Regions from separate parts of the Mus musculus genome. Here all the other regions are linked to region 1. Evidence: chromatin loops called from intact Hi-C (ENCODE). Cell type or tissue: left cerebral cortex. All regions are shown on one strand. Region 1 holds the start of Tjp3 (tight junction protein 3). Region 2 overlaps Nmrk2 (nicotinamide riboside kinase 2). Region 3 holds the start of Hmg20b (high mobility group 20B). Region 4 has its middle 23 kb from the start of Nfic. Region 5 holds the start of Gipc3 (GIPC PDZ domain containing family, member 3).

Evidence for each region. A loop is a pair of places that touch in the nucleus more often than their neighbours do. Peaks named below come from ENCODE experiments on the same cell type or tissue, not always from the same donor. Only the 100,000 strongest peaks of a DNase experiment are listed, where the experiment ranks them.
Region 2: a loop joins it to region 1, with 2.3 times the contacts of the local background. A loop is called at or near these places in 6 of 42 quality-filtered maps.
Region 3: it touches region 1 in a loop (4-fold over the local background); 31 of 42 quality-filtered maps call a loop at or near these places.
Region 4: a loop joins it to region 1, with 4 times the contacts of the local background. A loop is called at or near these places in 14 of 42 quality-filtered maps.
Region 5: it touches region 1 in a loop (2.6-fold over the local background); 31 of 42 quality-filtered maps call a loop at or near these places.

What each region holds. Positions count from the first base shown.
Region 1 is chr10:81,287,714-81,291,713 of GRCm38, forward strand. It overlaps Tjp3 (tight junction protein 3), which reads right to left and starts at 3,554. Exons shown (of 21, transcript NM_013769.3): 1 at 3,335-3,554. In left cerebral cortex, CTCF peaks have their summits at 201 (motif pointing right), 1,083 and 1,755 (motif pointing right); DNase peaks (open chromatin) are centred at 180, 1,082 and 1,758.
Region 2 is chr10:81,195,930-81,199,929 of GRCm38, forward strand. It overlaps Nmrk2 (nicotinamide riboside kinase 2), which reads right to left. Exons shown (of 7, transcript NM_027120.2): 6 at 3,675-3,781; 7 at 2,241-3,517. The coding sequence ends at 3,432. The region is part of intron 1 of Atcayos (ataxia, cerebellar, Cayman type, opposite strand); the gene reads left to right. Among named protein-coding and RNA genes, the nearest start is that of Atcayos, 3.2 kb to the left of the region's middle. In left cerebral cortex, a CTCF peak has its summit at 2,460 (motif pointing right); a DNase peak (open chromatin) is centred at 2,488.
Region 3 is chr10:81,349,411-81,353,410 of GRCm38, forward strand. It overlaps Hmg20b (high mobility group 20B), which reads right to left and starts at 1,017. Exons shown (of 9, transcript NM_010440.3): 1 at 724-1,017; 2 at 1-78. The coding sequence starts at 761. In left cerebral cortex, a CTCF peak has its summit at 1,508 (motif pointing left); DNase peaks (open chromatin) are centred at 1,182 and 1,493; H3K4me3 peaks cover 1,584 bases; H3K27ac peaks cover 906 bases.
Region 4 is chr10:81,448,252-81,452,251 of GRCm38, forward strand. No RefSeq gene overlaps it. Among named protein-coding and RNA genes, the nearest start is that of Nfic, 23 kb to the left of the region's middle. In left cerebral cortex, a CTCF peak has its summit at 2,105 (motif pointing left); a DNase peak (open chromatin) is centred at 2,102.
Region 5 is chr10:81,339,786-81,343,785 of GRCm38, forward strand. It overlaps Gipc3 (GIPC PDZ domain containing family, member 3), which reads right to left and starts at 3,574. Exons shown (of 6, transcript NM_148951.2): 1 at 3,293-3,574; 2 at 1,706-1,891; 3 at 1,403-1,583; 4 at 479-591. The coding sequence starts at 3,472. In left cerebral cortex, a CTCF peak has its summit at 1,976 (motif pointing left); a DNase peak (open chromatin) is centred at 1,919; H3K4me3 peaks cover 796 bases.

The sequences.
Region 1 (4,000 bases):
GAGTTCGATCCCCATAGCAAGCGACTACCAATCTGCATGAGTTGTCCTCCAATCTCCGCATGCTACAGCATGTGCGCATGCGCATACACAAATAAATACTTATGTAGAGATTAAGAATTAAAGGAACTCTCCAATCTGCCCCCAGAGGCAGGCAGGTGGTGAAAGCAGATGCCTCTTGGACAAGCCTGTTTGGGCTGCAGTACCGATACCAGCCAGGAGGGGACAGTGTCTGCAGGCCAGAAAGGGGGTGTAGGATGGGAGACAAGTTCTCTAGGACTCTGCTTGCCTATTCTCATACATCTGGGGAAACTAAGGCATGCGTGGAGGGCAGGGCCTGGGGTTGTGGGGTGGGGGTGGAGTCAAGGGTCACTGAAGGGTGTGATGTCCCCTCAGGTGTGGCAAGACAGGTCTGACCGGAACTCAAGAATGCCCCAAGAGCTTCAATGGTGTACACTGCTGGGTCTGCAAGGAGGGAGGAGCAGGTCCTGCTCTCAAGAGGAGGGACAGAAAGAATGGAGGCTGCGTCAGCGTCAGCGGGCAAAGGAGAGGCAGGGATCTAGGTCAGGACAGTAAGGAGAGGGTGCCAGAGGGCCAGGAAGATTCAGCGGAGAAAGGCAGGTGTGGCTCAGACTGACCCCAGGGAGGAGGGAGCCAGGGAGAGTTTACTGAACCGATCACCATGGCGGAGAGAAGCAACGGGAAACCGACCCCGTTTCCACGGTGCTTGCGCATTCGTGTGAGTGCATCACATGCACTGCTAATAAAAAGAATTTAGACTTTGTAAATAGCTAGGACTGGTGGCACGCACCTGCTCTCCCTGCGCGCGTGAAGGGAGGGCTGGGGCAGGAGGATTGCTATCAGTTCTAGAGGAGCCAGGCCGCTGAGCTGAGGAGCCATACTCATCACCACAATGCACAAAGTAAAATACAGGGAGAGTCTGAGGAAACTCGCATCTGGGACACCAGGGGGGTACGCCAACCATGACTACTGTGAGACTCCTCGCCTCAGTTTCCCTGTAAACCTCAGCGCCCAATTTGACTCTGAAAGGCTTCCACAGCCCCTATCTCCAGCATTTGGGGCTGCAATACCAGCTTCAGCCAATAGGGGACACGTGGGACCCAGAAGTGGCATCTGGTGTCCTAGGGCTACAGGGTTCCCTAGCCCACCCCCACCAAAAGTCTTCAAACTGCTCCTGAGGTCTTTCTCATAGCTTTCTGTTGTTGTTGGTTTTGGTGTTGTTGTTGTTTGGTGGTGGTGGTGGTGGTGGTGTCGTCACTATGTAGACCAGGCTGATCCAAAACTCACTATGTAGACCAGGTTGGCCCAGAACTTACTATGTAGACCTGGGGTGGGGGTGGGTAGTTGTCACCCAGTCTGCAGCTGTCTGTACAACCACACCTCTGTGTCTTCCACAGTGTCAAGAACCTCATGTACCCTCCAGGGGATATTTGTTCATTTATAGAGTGCTGACTATTTGTCAAATCTTATCCCAAATAATGGTATGTATGGTTCAGGGGTACAGCAGGGTGAAAAGACCCCTGAGGCGGGGGCTCCATGAGCGTGTGGTTGACATTTCATAGCTCTTGAGCGCCCTTTCAGTAATATAACTTTTGGGCAGGGTTTCCTCTGTGTGTCCTGATGGTCTGCCAACCTTCCTGCCTTACCACTGACCTCTGGCCCCTGCCCCTGAACCTTCATCTCAGCACAGCCCCTCCACCTGATCCTTCCTGACAGTCACCCCCTTATCAGCCACCAGAGGGCGCACACGAACACTGAGCCCTCTCCCACTGCTCAGCTCTCCATGGCTCCCACCCACCTTGGCAGCTCAGCTGCCTGTCCCGGGCTCCGGGCTCCCTCCATTCTGAGCACACTTGCCTGAGCCTTAACCTTCTACCCAGGCCTGTCACCCCAGACGTCAGTTCACCCCCAGTGCTCCCGTCTTCTCTTCCTAAGGTAGAACAAACCACACATGATGGGGCACACCTGTCATCCCAGCCTCCGAGGTAAGGAGGGAAGATCAAGAGTCCAAGGTTATCCTTAGCTACTTATGGACACAGACACCAGCCTAGGCTATGTGAGATCCTGTCTCCAAAAGCTGAAAAGATAAAATTATGAATGTCTGAGCCTTGTTCCCAATATACGTGACATACAGTAAATGCTCAAGAAATACACACGTCTTTGTTAGGCAGCCCGTCCCCATAGCCAAGTGTCCCACTGACCTCAGCCACGAAGGGTGTTGGGTTCTACCCTGAGCAAACACTGCCTCTCTGGCACGCGGCCCGGCCCAGGAGGAAGAACCGAGCCTAAATTCTCATCGTGGACTTTCCCCAGCATCGGTGCCACACGGAAGTGCCAGGCCAGACAGGGATTTTTCTAAGATGTCGCCCCAGGGAGGTTTCTTGGGGGTTAGCTCTAAGGCCCCCTGTGCGACAGTCTTACTCTACTGTGCAGCCTCCGGGAGCAGTTACTCCTGTTTGGGCTTCACTTCATTTTGTGCCAAATAACTGGGAACTGAGCTGGGAACAAGGGCCCCCAGCGCCCCAGCGCCTGCCACTATAGCATTAGCTTCTCCTTGGTGCAAAATGAAAAACTGAGGCTGGGCTAGTGCAGCAGCCAATACCAGAACTCCCAAGGCCAGGTCCCCCTGTGTGCTGATCCTTCCCGGAGAATAAGATAACCTGGGGGGGGGGGGATGGTGGTGATGTTGGTGGCTGGACACACCTTCCTGAAGGAATTGTTTTTCTTTGTTTTGGGGCAAATGACACAGAAGGTTCCTGTGCCCCTCCCAACTCCTCTGTCAATCCCATTAGGCATCTGTCCATCCGTTCTACCCTCGTCGTGCAATTCTCAGCTGACAGACGTGCTTTGGGGAGCTGACAGAGCTCCTGTCCTCTCCTGTCCCCACAATGTATAACCTAGGACAGGTGGCACATTCATGCCTTGGATATATGGGGTGACCCTCAGGGAGAGTTCCAGAAAAACTCAAGAGTTAGTTCAGGAGTACCCCAACTTCCTCTGCCATCTCCCAAAACTGCAGGCCAGCCTCCCATGGGAACCAAGATCCTTCCTGCTAGGGGATCAGGGACCAGCCTCCCTAGCCACCACCTGCGCTCACAAAGACCCTTTGAAGGCTGGGCTGCAGCGTGCTGGGCGCTGTGCCAGGGCAGAAACTGCACCCGCTGGAACTTTCTGAAACTGTGTCAGATGTCCCCACAGGATGCCAGCTTCCGGCTCCCATGGGGGGCATCCAGAGCAAACTTGGGGGTCCCGGGAGCCTGACATGGGATCACTTGGATGCATAAAGCCCTTGGGATGAGCTCAGCTGGAGACTTACCGGTCTGGAAGGCTGAGTGAATGGACGCAGGGTGGGAGGTGGAAGCTGGGTCCTGGATAGCTGTCAGGCATGGGTGGCAGGGAGGAGACCCGAGCTGGCTGCTCGGGCCGGGCAACCTGTTTGCTCAGCGAAAGCGGAGTGGAAGGAACGGTGGGCGAGTCCCTTTGCCGGGTGGAACCGGCAGGACTGTGCAGGTTGTGCGCAATTGTGAGTGCAAGAGAGGCCGGCCTGCAGGTGGGAGGGTTTGTGGCTCAGTCGCAAGGTGCTCTCACGTGGCCAGACAGGCCTTAACCCCTGAGTACCCAGAGAGGCCTAGCTAGCCCTGCACCCCACAGCATCTACACCACAGAGTAGGTGCTCACAAAACACTGAGCATCCTACGGGATGAATGGGCTGTGCCTCGCGCTGCAACTTACCCGCTGTCAAGCTTCCAGCTTTCATCACAAGGGGGGACACTGGAATAATCAAAACTCTCATGGAGCCACAGCCCAGCTCATTACTATGGGATTCTAGGCGGGAACTCCACCCCTGACTACGTCCCCAGCCCCCTCACTGGGGAATTGTAGGCCATACCACACCTTTTAGCCACACCCAAGATCATTATCTACTCTATTGGCATTGACTTCCCTGTCTGTACACCTGACCCCTTGTGACTTTCCAGTTTCA
Region 2 (4,000 bases), 92 kb before region 1:
GGGGACCTTATGCTCTGCTAGGTCCCACAGGCCAAGTTCTTCAGGATCTGGGGACAATAGAGCTGAGGGGTCAGCCACGAGGCCCCACTGCTGGCTCTGGGGCTTGTGAGTGTCCCTATCAGCACGGTAACCCATACGGGAGACAGAGGAACCTTGAGCTCATTTTGTGGGGATGTCTGGCTGGGTGTTCTGTGTGGGGCATTCTGGAAGGTGCTGAGTAGTGTCCCACTCTGTGTCTGGAGCTCCCCCAATGTGACACTTGTCCCCAGCCCCCACCGAGAACCTTCACGAGGACACAATCACCAACCTGAGGTTTTTGTTTGTTTGTTTGTTGAGACAGAGTCTCATGTAGCTCCAACTCACTATGTAGCCACAGATGACCTTGAAATTTTGATCCTCCTGCCTCCACCTCCAAGTGAGTGCTGGGTTGGTAGATATGTCAGAATGCCCAGCTCTAATCCACCTTTTTTTGTGACAGACCTTGGACAAGGGACTCCATCTTCCCTGAGCCTCAGTATTCTTAGCCATGTAGAGGAATCCATTTTATACACTGTTCCTCTGGGCGTCAATGTCAGGGTGTCCTGTGTCTGTCCTGGACCGTCCTATGGCCCAGTTAGGGATGCTGGTAATGTCTGGAGTGTTTGTGGGGGAGCTTGCTTCTCTCTGAGTGGGTGGGAGAGGCACACGTCACTAACAGAGGCCAGCAGAGGCCTCGGCTTGGCCAGCTTGCTAGGAGAAGGTTGGGGTAGGCAGGTGACCCTGGAACCTTCTGTCCCTCTGGAAAGGCTTCGAGGGGCTTTCCCCAGCATGCTAGGACCCAAAGGAGGCCCCAAGGGCAGGGCTTCTTGGCAAGGCTCTGCTTGACAGACAGAACACGGGTCAGAAACCTACCTCTTCTGAGTCATCCCAGGCCTCTGGAACACGCAATAAACCCATCCCGACACAGGTGCACCCGCCTGGTGAGCCGAGGGTGGGGTCCCTGAGGACATGGGATGTTCTGGGGAGACTGGGCAAGCCAGTGACTCTGATGCTGGTCCCAGCATTTAAAATGTTCATATTACATTGGTGTGTACATGTGTGTGTGTGGGGGGGGCACGTGAACATGCCACAGCACATGTGTAGAGGTCAGTGGATACCTTGTAGGAATGGTTTCCTTCTTCTCCCATAAGGGCCTTGAAGATGGAACTCATGTCATCAGACTTGGCAGCAAGCTCCTTTACCTACTGGGCCCTCTTGCTGCCCCCAGTTTATTTTTTACTTTTTTTTTTCATTAGGTGTATAGATATTTTGCCTGCATTTTTGTCTGTGTACCACATGTGTGCAGTACCCACAGGGGCCGGAAAGATGTCCTCTGGAGCTGGAATTACAAGTGCATGTGAGCCACCCTGAGGGTGTTGGAGACTGATTCCCGTCCTCTGCAAGAGCAGCCACTGAGCCATCCTTCCAGCCCCAAGTTCATTCTTTATTCTATGAATCATGTCTACGGTGCCTGAGTGGCCAGGCTCTGGCTGCCTTGAAGTCATCTCCCTTATGTCCCTGTCTCATGCTGAACTATTTTGGGGGACGTGACCAGCAGATGAGTCTGGCCACAGTTGTGCCTGGGACAAAGGCCTGGGTTTGGCAAGCATAAACCCTGTTCCAGTCCTGTGCTTTCAGCCTCTGCTTAACCTTGACGCTGCGACCCTACAGGGAAGCTCCTCACGTTGGTCACAGGACTTCTACAGCTGGGGAGATGACAGATGTCTGCATTGCTACCTGTGGGTGTGGGGACACCCCACATCTGTCACGCAGAAGGCAGGTCTCACTAATATTGATTGGGGCAGCATGACAAGAGAAATAGAAATGAGTACAGGAGCCCCATCCCAAAGCAAAACAAAATACCCTTAAGTTTGAAGGTAAAACTCAAGTGTTAGAAAGTGGAATTCAAGAGCCAGACGTTGATAGCACACGCCTTTAACCCCACACTCTGAAGGGAAGCAGACAGATCTCTGATTTCAAGGCCAGAGTGAATTCCAGGACAGCCAGGGCTACACAGAGAAACCTTGTCTCAGGGGAAAAGGAAAGGAAAGAAAAGGATAGGAAAAAAAGAAAACGAATTTTATAATTTATTGTATTTTTTTATATTATTTTATGTGTGGGTGGAGCTGATACTAAAATCTAGTTCCCTAATTGGTTCTTGATTTGGTCAATAAAGAAGGTGGAAACCAGTAGGTCCCAGGCAAAAGAAGAAGCATGTTTTTAAAATTACAAGCAACAATTTTATTTTCAAAGTCTTATGTAGACAAGGAGGCTTCAGACTTGTTATTTAGCAGAACACTACTACTCAGTCACTCGTCCATCCATCTGTCCGTCCGTCCGTCGGTCCATCCATCCATCAATCCACCCATTAATCCATCCATCCACTCATCTACTATAGCATTTTTCTATATGTAATTGGGATTCTGTCATTGCAATTCCACAGATGGCCATTAGGTGTCACCCTCAGGCCAAAGAATAAAATCTCTGAAGCCGACTCTCCTCCACATCTACATTCCAGCACCACCGAAATGTTCTGCTCAGAGCCTCAGTTTTCCCTTTTATGAAGTCCACACAAGTAATAAAAAACACACCGAGCTGGGCAATGGTGGCACACGCCTTTAATCCCAGCACTTGGGAGGCAGAGGCAGGTGGATTTCTGAGTTTGAGGCCAGACTGGTCTACAGAGTGAGTTCCAGGACAGCCAGAGCTATAAAGAGAAACCCTGTCTCGAAAAACAAAACAAAAAACAAAAAACAAAAAAACAAAAAAAAATCACACTGAGACTGTCACCATGGTTCAGGGGGTGTATGGTTGTGTGTGAGAGGAGACAGGTATGCTGGTTGCAGGACAGGCAGCATGTGTTGTGTGTGTGTATTTAGGAGATTCCAAATAACCCTATAGAGTGAGACTTGGCTTTGGTTTCCGAAAGAAGTAGAGGGAGGCTCAGATGAGAGAAGAAAGATCTCAGGAATCCCTCGGGAACTCTCTAGAATTCCATCCTATTTAGGCAGAGAAGCTTTCTAGCTGGACACACCAACTTACTGTGTAATTCTGAGTACCAAAGGTGACCTCTCTGTGCCTGTCTACATTAGGGTAGATGTTGTTTCTCCTTACCCAAGTTCATGAGGAATGTCTCCTTTAGGGAAACTGAGGCACATCAACAAGGTTACCCACAGAGGCCACCAGGTGCCAGTAAAGGGTCTGAGAGAGGTTCACCTCATAGGGACCATACAGGACGCCAGGTTAAAAAACAGAGTCCACTTTAATGTTGAGGTGCTAGAAAATCTCACAGTGTCCGTGCCCACTGCACGTGTGTGGGGACATGCCCTCCTATGTACAGATTTCCTATAGGCGAAGAGCCACTGCGTCCAGTCAGAACATCTCAGGCCCTGCTGTCCAGGACCTGCGTCTTGCTAGGATGTGTTGAGCAGTCTGTTTTGAATATCCTCCAGAACTTGATGGAAGAGTCCCTCCGGGGACTTCATGCCATCTAAATAGACTGAAACCGGAAAGGGACTGGGTCAGGACTGGTAGGGAGAGCAGTGTGGACTCTCTCAGGACAGGAAAGAGCAGCAGGAGAGCCCGGGATGGGATTCAATGGGATGTAGGGAAGCCTGGGGTTTAGAGCATTGGCAGAGCCTCATTCTGGTTCTTACCCACTTCCACCCCGTCCTGCTCCATCTCCCGTCTATACTTCTGGTACATGGGCCACACGTGACCATCAAACAGGCCAGGAGGATCAGGGACCATGTAAGTACGGCTTCTGTAGAGAGAAAGGAGTTCCAGGCCTGTCGTGGGAAGTTGTTGCTCAAGGCAGACTGCAAGTAATCAGCAGACAGGCTCTGGATGAAGGATTAGATAGATCCCTGGGCAAAGGCTGTGGCTGTGGGATTCTCAACTTCCACATTTTTTCCCCACCATTGAGCCTGTCTGGGGAAGGGTGTATGTGTGCTGTGTCCAGGCCTGCGGTTCTGGGCTTCTG
Region 3 (4,000 bases), 62 kb after region 1:
CGGGAACCCTCGCTGCGCTCCTGCTTGACAGCCACTACAAAGGCCCCGTGCTGGCCCGGAGTCTTGCCTCCCGCAGGTCTTGGGGACAATGGAAACCAGCGTCATCCATCAGTGCCAAAATCATTCCCCCATACCTACCCATCCCCTTCTTGTCATTGGAGATCACAGAAGTATGTGGGAGCACGCATGAGCCTGGAAAAAGGGGGTGGGGACCCAGAGTTTGAGGATCCAAGGATCACAGTAGGCCACTGGCGGGGTGGGGACGGAGGACGAGGTGAGTTGGTCCTGGGGCCTGGGAGGAAGATGAGATAGTGAGGAAGGCCATAGGGTGTCTTGGCAGTTCTACAGGGAGTACAGAAATCCCCGAAGGGTGACAGGACATGGTCAGAAGTTCCTGTAGTGGGGATAAGGTAGGTAGGGTATAGGGACAGGACAGGATCAGGGGTTCCCAAAACAGAGGTACACAGAGGTACCTGAGGATGAGACAGGGTATGTCCAGAGATCCCAGCGTGGACATGGTGTGTTTAGGGGTACCCGAGGGTGGATATAGGGAATGTTTAAGAGTTCCCAAGGATGCAGGACAGGACATGTCCAGGAGTACCCGGGGTGGAGACAGGGCATGACCCCTGGTACTCGAGATGGACACAAGGCATTTCCAGGGGTACCCGACGATGGGGACAGGGCTTATCCAGGGTCGGGACAGGCTGGGGGAGGCGCACTCACGCGGTGGCTGCGCCTGGCTGCCGGGGACCGTGGGACATGGCCACTCCGGGCGGGATCTGGAACAGAAGCCGGCAAAGGTCAGGGGGTCCTGCCTGCCACCTCGATGGGAACCGCAGGGCGATCCCCGGGGGGCCCGGACCGGGGAGGCGGATCCCGGGGCGGGGAGGTCCTCGGGCAGGAGGCCCCGCGATCCTTTGTTGCGAGATCGAGTCCCGGAGGCCGCGCCCCGCAGCCCCCGCCCCGCGCAGGCCCGGACTTCCCGGCTCTTTTCACCTCTGAAAAAACTTTCCCGGGACCTGAGACGCGGCGACGGTCCAACCAAGCGCCCGCGCCCGCTCCGCCCTCATGCTAATGAACCCAAGGATAGCGCTCTAATTGGCTGAGGCCTCCATGAGAGGTGGGGTCATGCAGATTAGTCTCGGCGCGCCGGGCGGTGGTTGGCTGAAGATCTGCGGAGCCGCGTGGGAGGTGCGTCGGCAGGTTGCGGGCGGGTGCGTCAAGTTCGGCTGCGCTCCGGCGCGCTCGGGACCAATCGGAGGCGACTGGCGGCGTGCTGTGGGGCGGAGCTCCTTAAAGGGCCAGTAGTCCCCATTCTGACCGGTGAGCTAGGGTGTGGAGATGGGGACCGGGGATATTCGGCAGAAGAGGCGTTTTTAGTAGGCTTCTAAGGAAGGAGTTAGGTTCCAAAGAGGCACCCCCCGCCCCTGCAGTACGGCCAGGTGTAGTTTTTCTTACTACGTTGAAAAAAAATGGGTCTGGTGAGATTGCACAGCACTTGAAGGTGCTCGCCACCTAGTGGACGACTTGCATTCGGAACCCACAAAGTGGAATGTGAGAATGGTTTTCCAGCAAGTTGTCCTCTGAACTCCACTGTGTGCTGTGCCATGTGCATCACACACAGACCTAAATCAATAAATGAACGTATGCTTTATAAACGGAGGACTGGGGAAATGACCACCAGGCACTGATTTCCCTTCCCGTGGAACCTTGATTTTACTCTCTGACCAAGGGGTACATTGAACCATAGGAGGAGTAACAGGCTGGGAGGCTGACACCTAGATCTGAGATAGAAGCTGGGCTAAGAGCATTTTCATTAAAAAAAAAAAAAAATCATTTTGAAGGTCAGTGCGGACTGACTCAGCAAGCCAAGGGGTTTACAGAGAAACCCAACAACTTGAATTTGATCCGCATTATCCAAATGGAAGAGACAGCACCACACATCTAGGTTGCCAAATGTGATTTTACTCCAGTCTTCTGTAACATCCCACAGTAAAAGAGAAACTGAGAGTTGGTTCTATGGTTAGGAGTGCCTGTTTCTTTTGCAGAGAACCTGGGTTCGATCCCCAGCACCCATTTGTCTGCTAAAAAGTATCTGTAACTGTCCCAGGAGACCTCTTTTTACCCTTTTGAGCATTAGGCAAGCAAACAGGCTTACATGCAGGGAAAATGCTCATAAACGTGAAATAATAGGTGTCAGATCTTGTTACAGATGATTGTGAACCACCATGTGGTTGCTGGGATTTGAACTCCGGACCTTTGGAAGAGCAGTCAGGTGCTCTTACCTACTGAGCCATCTCACCAGCCCAAATAAATCTTTTTAAAAACAAATGATTGAAGATATTGCTCAGTGGTTTAAATAAAACCTGCTGCTCTTCCAGTTCGATTCCTGGTAGCCACACTAAGGGCTGGGAGTGTGGTCAGAGTGGAGCCCCGCCCATAATTCCCCTGGAGGGGTTGGGGCAGGGTTAGGGTGTTTCCATCCCATCATGCACTGCGGTCGTGGGCTCAGTCCTCCCGTGCTGTTTGTAAACTGAAACTCTGTGATGGGGTAATGTTGGCCAGGTGACGCATTGTAATGATAGCATGTGTTTATGGGACCACACACATGCTTACACATGCAGCATGTGCTTATGTCTATCTTAATGGCAGGTGCAAGTGACGCCCCCCAAACTCAACAGGCTGGGGGATTCTGAGCCGCTCCTCTCAAGCAGGTGACAGTTCAGATAGAGCTTCTTAGATAAGGTTAGGCTTGATCAAACTTGGGCTTCCTGTTACAACAGAGATAGAAGAGCATTTGGGTAAAACAATGACAGGCGGCTGTGGGGACCCAGGCACAGGTCAAAGGTTTCTACAGGTGGTCCAGGAAGGGAGCAGCCTGACAGTTACCCTGAACAGAGTCTCAGCCTTCATCACTGGCTGTGAGCTTGGTGTGGGCTCACCTGCCTTTAATGCTACCACTAGGGAGACAGAAGCAGGGGATCTCTGTAAGTTCCAGTCCCCTGTGCTACATAGTGAAAGCCTCTCAGAGACAATTAAAAATAAATAAATAAATAAATAAGAAAGAAGCTGGGAGGTGATGGCACACGCCATTAGTCCCAGCCCTCCAGAGGAAAAGGCAGGTGAATCTCCGCGAGGTCAAGGCCAGCCTGCTCTACAGAGTTTCTCTGTATAGCCCTGGCTGTAGACCAGATTGGCCTCAAACTCAGAATCTGCCTGCCTCTGCCTCCCAAGTGCCAGAATTAAAGGCGTGTGCCACCACTGCCCGGTGTTTATGGTGTTTTTAACTCACCCTGGGAAGCACTAGGGACTGTGGGAAGAGTTGCTGATGAAGGGCTGTCATTTCAGACAGGTGTCTGTGCAGGTCAGGTTGCTGTGAAGGAATGAATGCGCAGCCCTATGGCCCTGAGGCTCAGATAACATGTATCAGCATGTCTGCTCTACAGTTCTTAGTTTTTGGTGGTGGAAATGGAACCTGGGACCTGAGACTGGTCAGGCTTTCTATCTCTGACCACCACGCCCCAGCCCTCTCTTTGGGGGGATACTAGGCAGAGCTTTACCTCTGACCAGGGCCACAGACCCTCACTGAGGAATTTTTAGGCAGGAACCCCACCCCTGAGCCATGTCCAGACCTTTTGTGTTCTTTTTTAAATTTTGTTTTCTGTGTTTTGTTTTGTCTTGTTATATCTATCGCCCAGGGTTTCTTTGTGTAGCCCTGGTTGTCCTGTAGCTCTGTAGACCATGCTGGCCTCGCCCTCACAGGGATCCTCCTGCCTCTCTAGCATGTAGGGATTATAGGGATTAGGGTGTACTCCACTAGGCCCTGCCCTAGATTTTTTTTGGGATTTTTTTGTTTTTGTTTGTTTGTTTGTTTTTTGTTTTTCAAGACAGGGTTTCTCTGTATAGCCCTGGCTGTTCTGGAACTTATTTTGTAGACCAGGCTGGCCTCTGCCTCCCGAGTGCTGGGATTAAAGGTGTGCGCCACCACCCCTGGCCCTAG
Region 4 (4,000 bases), 160 kb after region 1:
CACCTACAGATTCCTACAGGTTTTACAGACACCCAGAGATACCTACAGACATTTAGACTCCAACAGATAAATTATAGACACCTATAGATGCTTATAGATACCTACAGAATCCTGCAAACATGTCCAGTCACCTACAGACTACTGCAGGATGCTACAAACACCCAAAGATGCATATAAACATGTACAAACTTCTATAGACACCCATACACTTCTACAGATACCTATGGACTGCTTCAGATACCTAGAAAAAAAACTATAGGCATCCATAGATTTCTACAGTCACCTACAGACTTCTACTGACTTTTATACCCACCCATAGATGCCTACAGACATCAACACAGTCCTATAGACTTCCTCACACTCCCACCGATATCTACAGTCTCCTACAGGCACCTACAATCTTTTATAGACACTCACAGACACCTACAGATTCCTACTGACTCCTGTATACACTTAAGGACTTTCAAAGCATTCCTATAGACACCTACAGACTACTACAAACACATAGACTCCCCCTAGACATCCATGGGCTCCTGCAGACACCTAAATACTTCTACAGACTCCTACTGAAATTACAGGCAGCAACAAACTCCTAAATACACCTACAGATACCCATGTACTCCTTCATATACCTGCAAATAGCCACAGATTCCAACAGACACCTATAGACACCCAAACTTCTACAGACACCTACAGAATCCTACAGATTCTCGCTGACTTGTACAGATGCCTATAGACTCCTACACATTCTTAAAGAAAGGTAAAGACTCCTATGGTCTCCTACAGTCACTCACAGACACCCACAGGCACCAGTAATCATCAACAGACTTGTTCAGATACCTACAAACTCCTACTGTCACCCACCTACATACACTTACTGTCACCTAAAGACTCATACAGACACTGACAGTTATAGTCACATGTGACCATCTAAAGCTACTCAGCAACACCTACAAAAACCTGACCCCTTCAGATCTGCAAATACTTCTACAGACACAGACAAAATCCTGCAGATCTCTACAGGCTCCTACTGACATCTATAACCACCAACAGACTCCTACAGACACCTATAGACTCTCAGAGACACCTACAAACACCAGCCATTCCCTACACACTTCTGATGCCATTCATGGTCTCCTACAGGAATTGGCATATACCTACAGCTACCTACAGATATCTATAGTCACTCTCCATCACCTACAGTCACCTATGACTACCTATCTGTACTTACAGTCACCAAGAAACAACTACGGACACTTATAGACACCAATAGAAACAGGCAGACTCCTACATACACCTATAGACTCTACCAACTTTTACAGACATTCATAGATGCCTATAGATACCCACAGATTTCTACAGTAACTATAGATTTCTACATACACTCCCAGACCCATATAGTCACCTACAGCACCTACATATTTTAACAGGCATCTAGAGACTCCTGCAAAATATTACAGACACCCGAGATGCCTACAGACACCTATAGACTCCAACAGAGAACTACAAACACACATAGATGCCTAAAGATACCTATAGTTACCCATCAGACATCCACAAATACTTGCTGTCACCTACAAACTTCTACAGTCACCTGCAGTTACCTACAGATACTGATAGTCCCCCACTTACCTATAGTAACTTACAAACACCTACAGATACCTAAAATAACTGTAGAACCCTACAGAAACCTACAGAATTATATAGTCACCTACAGACACATAGAGACTTTTAAAGACACCCACAGACAACATCTGCCACTTACAGACTCTTACAGATATTTACAGACACCTACAGGTACTGACAGTTACTTAGACACCTACAGTTACATACTGACGTCTATAGACACCTACACCATTTACAGGCATCTACCTTTGCTTACAGTCACCCACAGACACCAGCAGTCACCTACAGACATCAACAGTCACTACAAAACTTCCGTATAGTCACCTAGTCGCCTGTGCTCACCTAGAGTCACCTACAGACTCTTACAGACATCTGCAATCATCAGCAAACACCTGCTGTCCCACCTGGTGCCCTGCACCCTGCCCAGCAGCCTTGGTCAGCTATGGCGACTTGCAGTTCTTTTCTGCCCTCTACTGTTCACATCCAGCATTGCACCCATTGCTGCCAGTTTGAACGGACTGCAATCCCTACTGCCCAGGATGAGACAGAGCAGCTCCTATGCAGCTGCAGGGGTCCAGGCAGGCTGCCCGAGTTGAACATAAAATTAGTGGGGGACAGATCTAACATCTCGGTACGGTGTGGTGTACAAAGGCCCTGGGTTCAATTCCCAGCACTGCCTGGCTTCACACTTTGATGTTTGGAGTTTGTGAAGTATACAACATCCTAGGAGCCTCTGTTTTTCTGTTGCCTTTTTTTTTTTTTTTCTTTTGTTTACTCTGATTTAAGGGGGTTTGGGCATCCTGAGCTCAGCTTAGTCTGTGGCCTCCACCCATGGATCCAGGAGCTCCCAATTTGGGACATGAGTGTCTTGTAGCCCAGGTTGGCTTGGAAGTCAGTATGTAGCCAAGGATGACGTGCCCCTGCCCCCTGGGCTTTGGGATGACACTATGACCACGAGGTGCTCTGCCCACGGAGACAGATATGGGCTCCTCAACAACCTAGATATTTCTTTCTCCAAGCTCGGCACAGGAAGGGTCCCCTGAGGAGCTGACTCTACACCTCACCTGGACACAAGGCACAGGGGTCATAGCTTGGAGGCCACATGGCACCATGACTGTAGGGGCAGTGTGAGCAGAGTCTACTGGATGGAACCACAAACACAGAGCCCAAGTGGGTCTATCCTCAGACCCCTGACAACATCCCCGCCTCTGACTCCCCAGAGGCCACAGGCTGCATCACCTGCATCCTCCAGATGCAACGCCTGTGCCCCTCAAATTGGGTGGCATTGGGGGGGGGGAGCCCTTACCCCAGCTGCGCCAGCTGGGAACAATCCCAGGAACGGGTCATTAGGAGATGGGCTGGGGCGGCTGCTCCTGAGCACACAGACAGCATTTAATTTTCCACTGTTTTCTCTGTGGTGGGTCTCAAGCCCAGTGTGTGGGGGGCAGTCACCCCAGAGAGTGCCCACAGCAGGCAGAGGGAGTAGGAGGGAGCTGGGAGAAGTAGAGCTGGAATCAGGTGGAGCCTTTGCTGCACACTGAGCTGGATCATACATCCATGGTACGAGAAGCAGGAGCAATCTAGGCACGGCTGCTATTGTGAAATTCATCTGTCACTGCTGCTGCCACAGGACCGTCACAGGACACCTCCTGTCCTTCCAGCATGTGGGGCCTGGGGCAGAACTCCAGGGTCTGCCTGGCAACCTCTTGACAAGGACCGACTGAGCTGATTCCCTTTTTCCTGAAAAATATTTTTCTTTCCCAGACGGGGTCTCTCCATGTAACGGTGGCTACCCTGGAACTTGATATGTAGATAAAGTTGACCTTGAACTCAAAGATCTGCCTATCTCTGCCTCCCAAACACTGAGATTAAAGGGATATGCCACCACCACCCAGCTAGCATTGGGATTCTTTACATGAAACATCTAAAAGAAAATGTCTAACTTACAAGGTGAGCAAATCCTATAAGCCAACAGGGAACAGCATATCACCCATGCATCCATCCATCTATCTATCCATCATCCATCCATCCATCCACCCACCTATTCATTCAATCCATCCATCCACCCACCCACCCACCCACCCACCCATCCATCCATCCATCCACTCATCTATCCATCCATCCATCCATCCATACATCCATCCATACATACTCCACCCACCCATCCCTAGATGGCTGGCTGGATGCTGCGGTGGGTGATATGCTGTTCCCTGTTGGCTTATAAGGTTCGCTCGCCTTCTAAGTTAGACAATTGTCTTCTTGCCTCATGTAAAGGATCCCAACACTAGCTGGATGGTCTCTACCCCTGCTTAGTCAACACTTCCAGCTTCTTCTGTCCCCCCAAAGGCCTGTGTTCAAATCCCTGTCTCCTGCT
Region 5 (4,000 bases), 52 kb after region 1:
CTACAGAGTGAGTTCCAGGACAGCCAGGGCTACACAGAGAAACCCTGTCTTGAAAAACAAAACAAAACAAAACAAAACAAAACAAAACAAAACAAAAATTAAAGTTGGGGAGTAAGAAAGACACAGATATTGACCTTTGACCTCTGTATGCATACACACAGTGCAAAAAAATAACCAATAATAATAAGTTAGAGGTCACGATGGTCCCTCCCGCTCCTTCGCCAGGAACAGGTGGCACCCATTGGACTCTGTGATCGGAGCTGTTCCTGTTGTCCTATTCTCCAACCGGTACCCACTGCACAAGCTGAAAAACTGCGGCTCTGAGAACAGGGTCTATTCATAGGTTCAGGCTAGCCTTGAACTTGTGACCATCCTCCTGCCTCATCCTCCTGAATGCTGGGATGACCAGCCTTATCACCATTAGCACTGTGGGCTTGACAAGAGGGTGTCAATTGCTGCCATCCCAACAGTCACTCACCGCCTCCTCCACAGTGGCAGCCCCCCCTGAGCGCAGGCGTAATGTTTCCCTCCCGCTGCTCACTTTAGCTTCCACAGGACACTTGCTGCTCCTGCTCCTCTGGCCAATCATATCTGAGGGGGCAAAGCGGTGACAGATGTGTCCTGTTTTGTGTGGACTGTTTTTCATGTTTATTTTCTTTTGTCAATAGGGTCTTCTTCTGTGACCCAGGCTGACCTTGAACTCAAGGTTGGCATGCCTTAATCTCCTGAGGGCTGTTGAAGGACTATGGGGCTACGGGTGTGGTCAGGGGGTAAAGTCCCATCTAAAACCCCCCAGTGAGGGACTTGGGGCGTGGTCAGGGTGGAGCCCCTCCTAGAATCCTCCAATGAGGAGATAGGGGCGTGGTCAGGCATAGAGCCCCCACCTAGAGTCCCCTATTGATGGGTTGTGGGTGTGGTCAGGGTGGAGCTCCGCCTAGAACTTCTGTGAAGGAGCTGCGGGCGGGCGTGGTGGTGGAGGTTCAGGTCCTCCCCTCCCTTAGGATCCTCCAGTGAAGGGCTTGGGGTGTGGTCAGGGTTGGAGTCCTGGAGGTTTATATTATTCTTTCCCTAAGAGACCCTGCTGAGTGATGTCTGGGGACATGTCTGGCTATCCTCCCCTGAGGAGCTCCTGACAAAGAGTAAGGAACACTGCTCAGCACCCTGAAGAGCCCGGGACACTACACAGAAAGCACCCCAAAACGGTGCGGTGCTCACATCGCCAAGTTTGAATAACTTTTCTAGAAGCAACCCTCCTTTCTCGAAGTCATTGCAAAGCAGGCCCAAGGTCATCTTTGGGTACATATTGAGTTTGATGGCAGCTTGGGCTATGAAAATATGAGTCAGAATACCATTTCCTGCTTCTCATTGCCCTGGGGCAAGCCTGGGGCCCATCAATCCTTACCAAAAGCTCTCCGGGGCTGCACTAGACGCAGGGTGAAGGGCTGAGACTTGGGCAGCTCCCGGAGCATTTTAGCCACCTCGTAGTGCCGGCAGCCCACAATAGAGTGGTCATTGATGGCCTCAATGCTATCCCCCACGCACACAGCCTCAATCCGGTTGATAATGCTGCCTTCCTTGATTCTCTATGGGAAATGACAATCACTCGTGACTAGTCTGCCCGGGGCCACCCTCCCTGGGGTCCCCAGAGTCTTCTTAGGACTCGACAAGGCCATTGATCACCCAGTTCACACACACCCACAGGCACCTTGATGAAGGCGTATCCGGCTCCGTTGTCTGTGATGGTCAGTCCTAGAGCATCCTCCGTTTTGGTGACCTCCACTTCTTTGGTCTCTCCACGCACATGTGCAAAGATGAAGTCTTCCAGCCCAATCTGTCCCCCCAGCAACTTTTGCATGTCCACTTTGTGACTGTTGAGGGTGCAGAATAGGATCTGTTCGGATAAGAGAGGGACCCAGATTGAGCCATGGACAAAAGTCGATTCTGTGCACATCCTTCTGCGGGCGCCCCCTGGAGGCCAGATGCACCCGTGGCCCGCAGGAAACAGCAGCTGCCCCCAGCCTCTAACTGCTCACCGGTGACCAAGTGGGCTGGCAAGACTGTGGGTGTGCTTTAGGTCTGTCTGTTCCTAAGCAGGAACTTAGGAAGCTGAGGCAGAAGGATGACTGAGAGTCTCAGGCTTCCCAAAAATAAAAAATAAAAAAGCCAAGCATCCTGAATCGGGAGTGTAAGCCCAGAAGTCGGGAAGCCAAGGCAAGGGAAATGCTGGAAGTTAGAAGCCAGCTTGGGTTACAGAATGAATTTCAGGCCAGCCTGAGCTACAAAGCGAAATATTATCTTAATTAGACGAACAAGCAATGGAATGAAAACGGACAAGAGGGCTAGAGCTCAGCGGTTAAGAGCACCATCTGCTTTTCTGAAGGTCCTGAGTTCAAATCCCAGCAACCACATGGTGGCTCACAACCATCTGTAACAAGATCTGATGCCCTCTTCTAAAGTGTCTGAGACAGCTACACAGTGTCCTTACGTATAATAAATAACTAAATCTTTAAAAAAAGAAAAGAAAAGAAAATGGACAAGAAGGCTGGAGTCAGGAGGGAGGGAGGGAGTGGGAGGGGCTTGTGGCCAGTCTGCCAAGTCCTGAACCTGTTTGATTCTCAAGGGCTGCATGTGGAAGGAGAGTACTAACCCCTTGCAAACTGTTGCCCAACCTCCACCGTGGTGCCCACTCTGGTGCCCCTACATATAATAAATCAAACCCACACTAAGTGGGTGGCCCACACCTTTAATCCCAGCTCTCTAGAGGCTGCAGCAGGTAGATTTCTGTGAATTTGAAATCAGACTGGTCTACAGAGCTAGTTCCAGACCGGCCAGGGCTACATGATGAGACTGCCTGTCTTAGAAAAACAAAATTAAAAGAAAGAAAACAAACAACTGAAAGGGAATAGTAGAAATAATTGAGTTGAAAAAAATTAAAAGTGATTTTATTTTATATAAGGCCTCATGTAGCTCAGGCTGACCCTCTAGTTTCCTATGTATCTGAGGATGACCAGCTTAACTCTCAATCCTCCTGCCTCCACCTTCCCAGAATCGGAATAACAGACTTTACATCACTACACCTGCTTTATCCTGTGTCGGGGATGGAAACTGGCTTTCCAAACCCTAGGTGACTGCTCTACCCACTGAGCTGATTGCCACCCATTAGCCATTCATGGGCTCCTGACACCTGGGTCGGGTCCTCGGCGGCTATGGGAACCCCACTCCCAGGGTCTGATCCTGTCTTTCGCGTGGAGTGCAGACAGGATCCTGGGTGGTGTCCGCGGTCCACCCTCACCTCGGTAGGAGCGATGCCGAAGGCCTCGGCGATCTTGGCGTAAAGCTCGCGGACATTGGTGAAGCCCTCGATCCTGCCGGTCGGACTGCCGTGCGCCAGCTGCGTGCGGAACACTAGGCGCGGGCGCGCGCGGGCGGGGGGCTCGGTGGCCCCGGGCTCGCGGGGCGCAGCACTGTCCATGGTGCGTGGGGTCCGCCGCGTCCTGAGCCTCCCGCCGGAGGTCCCGCGACAGCGGAGCCGGGCGTAAGCGGATCCGGGAACCCGAGCCGCCCGGGGGAAGGTGAAACCGCCCGCCGGGGCCAGCCGCGCCCTCCCCCGGGACTCGCGAACAACAGGGGGAGGCCCCGGGCTGTGGGTGCTGCGTCCAGTCTTGGCCTCCCGGGGAGCCCCGCCCGTCCTCCCCTTCTCCCTCCTCCGCTCCGCACACAGCCCACCGTCCATGTCAGCGGTCTTCCCGCAGCCCCCGACCCTGTCTGTGAACTCCGTGCCTTGTCCCTCTGTCTATCTGGCCTCGCGTGCCTCCTTCCTTGCCCTACCTCAGGGTCCACCCTGCCTCAGGGCTCTTGCACAAGCTGGGCTCTCCTCTGGGGCTCAGTCCCCAGAGCTCCCAGTGAGTTCCTGCTCACCTGTTTATTTTAAAGACCACCTGCGGCCCCTACCTCCAAATCTCTCCCTTAATAATTTTTGTTTTGTTTTTGAGACAGAATC